2 separate regions of the Homo sapiens genome follow, and region 2 is linked to region 1. A link is a loop called in an ENCODE intact Hi-C map of the cell type or tissue named here. Cell type or tissue: Calu3. All regions are shown on one strand. Links, peaks and the distances in the headings refer to the core of each region. The heading gives the core; the rest is flanking DNA. Region 1 has its middle 11 kb from the start of DKK3. Region 2 overlaps DKK3 (dickkopf Wnt signaling pathway inhibitor 3).

Region 1 (2,813 bases), core at 25-2,524:
GACAGAGTGAGACTCTGCCTCAAAAAAAAAGAAAAAAAAAAGAAAAAAAAAGAAATACCCAAGACTGGGTAATTTATAAAGGAAACAGTTTTAACAGTTCCACATGGAGGAAGATTTCATGTGGGAGGCCTGAGGAAACTTACAATCGTGGTGGAAGGCAAGTAGGCACCTTCTTCACAAGGCAGCAGGAGAGAGTGAGTGCAAGCAGGGGAAATGCCAGATGCTTATAAAGCCATCACATCTCATGAGAACTCACTCACTATCACAAGAACAGCATGGGGGAAATCACCACCATGATCCAATCACTTCCCTCCCTCGACACTTGGGGATTACAATTCAAGACAAGATTTGAGTGGGGACACAGAGCCAAACCATATCACTAACCTTTATATACCTGGGAATGAACCACTTATGCTAACATGTGTCAGGCACCATATCCAAACCACTTGCTAATCTGCTCTCTTTTTATCTTCTTGTTTCTGACCTCCCTTTGCCTTGTATGTGACACTCAGCGTTTTTTTCAGTTCTGCTCTTTGAATATCAGTAGTGTTTTGTAAATATCACTTTTTGTCCTCCTGCGTTTTAGAACTCTTTACATTGGTTCATTATCTTAAGCAGATTTTTACCAACTTCTTCTATCTTGGTCCTATAATTTGAATCCAATCAAGCATGTTTAGGGGTAAACTAAAGTAGAATGTAAAGCATGCAAAACACTTCAACTTTTAACTTTATCTACAGTCAAAATCTCTCTTTTACTTGGGCTAGAATGCTGCCAGAAATGCCTGCACCAGGGGAAACTCGTTTCCCCAGTACTAGAGGTTTGGTCCCTGGATCAATAGTATTAGGATCATCTGGGAACTTGTTAGAACTGCAAAGTCTAGGGCTCAATCCAGAAGCTTGTGTTTAACAACCACTCCCTCTGCCCCCAAGTGATTCTGACACTTGCTGAAGTTTGAAGAAGATAGATGTTGGTATGTGTTCTTGGCAGTGGTGGTCAGTGAGTGAATTTCCAAAGCAGCACAGCCAAACAGGCAAGAGGTTATCATCTTGCAGAGATATGAAGCGAACACACCCACTCCTGGAAAGGAATAAATGGAGCATGACAATGATAGAGGAATCAAAATGAGAAGATACAATTTTAGAAAAGCAGTATCTATCCAAACTGTTCCAACCCTGCGAAGTCTTTCCCTTGTTACCAGCGGGACTTTAGACAAGTCCCTTAATTTGAATCTTGTTCACATTTCATCAGAGGGCCAAGTGGAAATCATATTTCAGGGAGAAATGTGGAGCTCCTGAGATTTTGAGGAAAAAAAAGGAGTCTAAAATGTGAGCGCCTTAGCCATAGGACATAGGCGTGGACGGGAGCGTGTTCTGGGTACAGAGCATGTTTATTATGTGAACTTCTTCTGACCCAGCCATCCTGGCAGCATTGTGTGCCGAGGCTGATAAAAGGTTTGCCTGCATAAACAGAAAGAGCTGTCTGCTCCAAGACCCTCCATAACCCTTTGTGGTCTAAGCAAAATTGCTGCGGACACTTCCCTCTCCCTGCCTTCCCATGAGCCCCAGCTGAGCACACACAAAGGCAGCTCTGTTCCTCGATCACTTTGCAAAGCTTTGTTGGCTAGGCCTCGTAATGATGTGGATGCTGATAGTATAATAATAGCTAACATGCACGAATGCTTACTCCTTGCCAGGCATATTGCTAAGTGTTTTAAGGAACCATTTCTTGTAAGACTCATAACAGTCCCAGGAGATAGAGACCGTTCCTGTCCTCCTTTTATAGATGAGAAAAATGAAACTCAGAGAAGTGGAGAAATTTGTCCAAGTCACCTGGGCCAGGAGGAATGCAGAGCTGGGGTTGATCCCAAGGCCCTGAGTTTACAATTAAATTGCATGGCCTCTCAACATGTATCTGTTTAAAGGTAGGCTTTCATTATTCTCAAAGGAGAAACTACATAAAAGATGAGAGAATTAATATTTGAAGATATATATTAGTTTATCCAATATTACAAATCTAGAAGGTAGCAAAACCATGACTAGAACACAGTTCCTTTCCCCACAGTATGATGCCCCACTGCTTGCTTCTTTCTCTGACAAACCTGACCACAGACAAAGCTGCCTTCCGTAAGAAGTGGTCCTTCTCCCCTGCAGAGCTGACTGAGGGTTTTGAGGGGTCAGGGGCCAGGAGTTGGGAGTGAAACACACCTATTTGAATCCCTGGCTCTGATCTTGGGCAAGTAACTTTACTTTTCTTCCATTTTATTTTAATTTGGGTATAATTTATATACATCAAATTCAATATTTTTAGTGTACAATTTTACAAGTGTTGACAAATGTATACCAATGTCATGTATCTACCACCATAATCAAAGTGTAGGATCTCCAAATGTTCCCGGGCTCCTTTGTAGTCCACCTATAAAGGACTATAGCCTCTGGCAAGCAGTGATCTATGTACAGTCCCTATAGTTCTGCCTTTTCTATAACATCATATAAATGGGATCAGTGTGCAGCCTTTTGAATCTAGCTCCTTTCACTTAGCATAATACTTTCAAGATGCATCCACAGTGTTGCGTATATAAGCAGTTCATTGCTTTTCACTGCTAACCTACAAGGATCTTAACGTAGCAAAAAATCAACAGAAGCTGCCCCACCTAACTGGAAACACCCTGAGAGCAGCACCTGTGAGTCTTGGCTACTGTCTTCAAGATGGCACAACTGTCTTGGAGATAGTGGGAATGAAGGTGACTGGAAATCTTAAAGGCACAAACATATCCCGTGGAGCTATCCTAGATGGCTTGAGTGACAGCTGGTGG
Region 2 (2,813 bases), core at 72-2,571, 45 kb after region 1:
GTGGAAGACAGGATAGTGTGAGGACGAGCTGAGGTGATGGATGCTCAGGGGTCTAGCCCCCAGGGGTGATCGAATTGTGTCTGTTTTTTCTTGTTCCGTGCAGCCTCCTTGTCCTTGTTGGTAGTTGGCCCATCCTGGGCCCTCTCTTGGTTCCATTGCAACTGTCCTCCTTCTTCTTGTCTTCCCCTCCAGAGCAGAGGGCTCTAGGATGAAGCAGGAAGTTGTGCTGTTGGTAATGGGAAGGGCACTGGCTCAAGCCTGATGTTCTGGGCCTTTTCAGTAGAAATGTATTCATTAACAAACAAGACCCATTGGCCCACACTTAAGCTCAGGAGAGGCCATCCTTTGAGCTCCTGCCGTGAGTTAAGCACTGCAAATAGAGATCCACGCTAGGGGTAGAGTGGGTGGAGGCCACTAAGCACTGTTGCATCTGTTATCTCCTTTAATCTGTCCAGTAACTTCATGAGGTTCCCCACTTTACAGATAAGACCCAGAGAGACTCAGTAATTAGGCCAAGATCACCTAGCTTGTAAGTGAACGTGTATTAGAACCGAGGTGTGGGCGCAAAAGCCTGTCTCAGCCCTACATGGCCCCAGATGCACTTGTGCCATATGGTCTTGACTTGTGACCCAGCATTATGGCAAGTGCAGCGACAGAGCCTGTAGAGGGGAGTGTGGGGGCCCAGTGGGGAATGGGGAACTGTGCCTGGACTCTCCCAGTGTTGGCACTGCAAGTCCTGCATCCCAGGATACCCCTAGCCCTGGGTGAACCAGGACCTTGGCCACTTCACCCACACTGCTGACTCTTTACCAGAGGACCACCTCTGCTCAGGAGGGTGCCTGGGCCAAGCTGCCTCCCCACCCGTGGGTTCTGGGAACAGCCCCACATCCAGGAGAGGATTATTTGTTTATCTCACAAATTATACCATCTGTTCATCCTGGGAGCACTCAGGGCCTGGCATGACCACACCACCCCCAGGGTGCCAGGAAATGGTAATCCACAGATAACATGCCCCACCCAAACCTTCAGTGACTAGAATGTGTACGGGGCTGGAGTGCCAGAGCCTGGCTCAGCCAAGAGACGCTGTTCTGGTCCCTGTGGCTCCACATCCTTTGGAATGTACCAGCACCTCCCCACTGACCACCCCTCTGTCACCTTCTAGCAATAAGATGCTGAAGGCTTAGGAACAGAGCTGACTGTGCGTGGAAGATCCGAAACAGAGGAGACTGGGGCTGCTGGCTTGTATCGGGGGAAGGTGCATGTATTAGTTTGCTAGGGCTGCCATCACAAAGTACCCCAAACAGGACGACTTAACAGGAATCTATTCTGTCACGGTTCTGGAGGCTGGAAGTCTGAAATCAAGATGTCAACAGGATTGTTTCCTTCTGAGAGCTGTGAGGGAAGGATGTGTGCTCTTATGAATGTGTGTGTAAATCTGAGCTTTTCTTCCATCAACACCATTAGGCTCTAAGGCTCTATGACCAGTGGTTCATCTACTGGTCAGTTCGTTCTTTCTGTTATTCTTTTTTTTTTCAAGATGGGGTCCACTGTCTGACTCAGGTTGGAGTGCAGTGGTGCGATCTTGGCTCACTGCAACCTCTGCCTCCCAGGCTCAAGCGATCCTCCCACCTCAGCCTCCCAAGTGGCTGGAATCACAGGTGCATGTCACCATGCCCAGCTAACTTTCTGTTATTCTTTTAGTGAATGGCAGCTGCGAGTCAAGCACGTGCTGGGGGAATTAGAGTCAGAGACTGCTCCAGAACTCATGTTGAAATTCAATTTCCATTTTAACAGTATTAAGAGGTGAGACCTTTAAGGGGTATTTAGATCCTGAGGGCTCCACAGTCATAAATGGATTAATGCCATTATTGTGGGAGTTGGTTTCTTATAAAAGGGCAAGTTTGGTCCCCTTTTCTCTTGCCCTTTCTTGTGGCCCTTTCACTTTCTGCCAGGGGATGATGTAGCAAGAAGGCCCTCACCAGATGCTGGCTCCTCAATCTTGGACTTGCCAGCCTGCAGAACCATGAGCCAATAAATTTCTGTTCATTATAAATTACCCAGTCTCAGGTATTCTGCTATAGCAGCAAAAATGGACTAAGATGGTGACTGACCTCAAAGGGTGGCTGTGAGGATCCGAGAGGCATACTATACTTAAAGCCTGAAGGATGTGCAGGCAACTGGTTGGCGCTTTCTAAACTTCACTCTTGTCCTCTCCTCCTGCACAGTGTGCAGAGCTCTGAGGACAAGTGCATCCTATTGGTGGAGGTCCTGGGCCTCCATTCTGCATGCAGTTGACCCTCACTTCTTGCCCTGAAGATGTTCTCTCCAGAGCCATGGGCTTGAGAGGAGCTTGGGGAAGGCCCTGGCCCTGGAGGCATCCATCCCCAGCAGCCTCTTCCTTTGGGCCTCCGGTGAACAAGAATGTCTGGGATTCCTGAGAAGTGTGGGAAATCCAAGTGCCCAGCCAGTATGAGGAATGAGATGCAGCATCAGAAGGGTCCCAAAGAAGCGGTGCCTCTGCGGGCCCCACACAGACTCTGGGAAAGCCTCCAGGGACTCATTGTTGTCCTCTCCCTCCTCCAAGTTTTGACTTCTGCTCACTCAGAGCCTCTCTCCTCTGATCAACTCTAAACTGGAAAATCAAAGACTCTGAATGGCTCCTTTGCCATTTTCCACTATTTCATGATAGTGTCAAAGCACCGGGGCTGCTTCCAGCCTGACATTCCTGCCAAATCTATGCTGTGTTCCCGGTCAGCCCTCGCTCCCGCCAGCTTCTGAGCTTTCTAAATATAGTTCCCTCCTCGGGACAACAA

What was found. Peaks named below come from ENCODE experiments on the same cell type or tissue, not always from the same donor. Only the 100,000 strongest peaks of a DNase experiment are listed, where the experiment ranks them.
Region 2: it touches region 1 in a loop (2.0-fold over the local background); 18 of 110 quality-filtered maps call a loop at or near these places.

The regions. Positions count from the first base shown.
Region 1 is chr11:12,018,243-12,021,055 of GRCh38, reverse strand. No RefSeq gene overlaps it. Among named protein-coding and RNA genes, the nearest start is that of DKK3, 11 kb to the right of the region's middle. In Calu3, for the core only: no CTCF peak of the experiment used is centred there; a DNase peak (open chromatin) is centred at 1,515.
Region 2 is chr11:11,973,624-11,976,436 of GRCh38, reverse strand. The region is part of intron 3 of DKK3 (dickkopf Wnt signaling pathway inhibitor 3); the gene reads left to right. Among named protein-coding and RNA genes, the nearest start is that of DKK3, 34 kb to the left of the region's middle. RefSeq lists an enhancer at 1-25. In Calu3, for the core only: no CTCF peak of the experiment used is centred there; no DNase peak of the experiment used is centred there.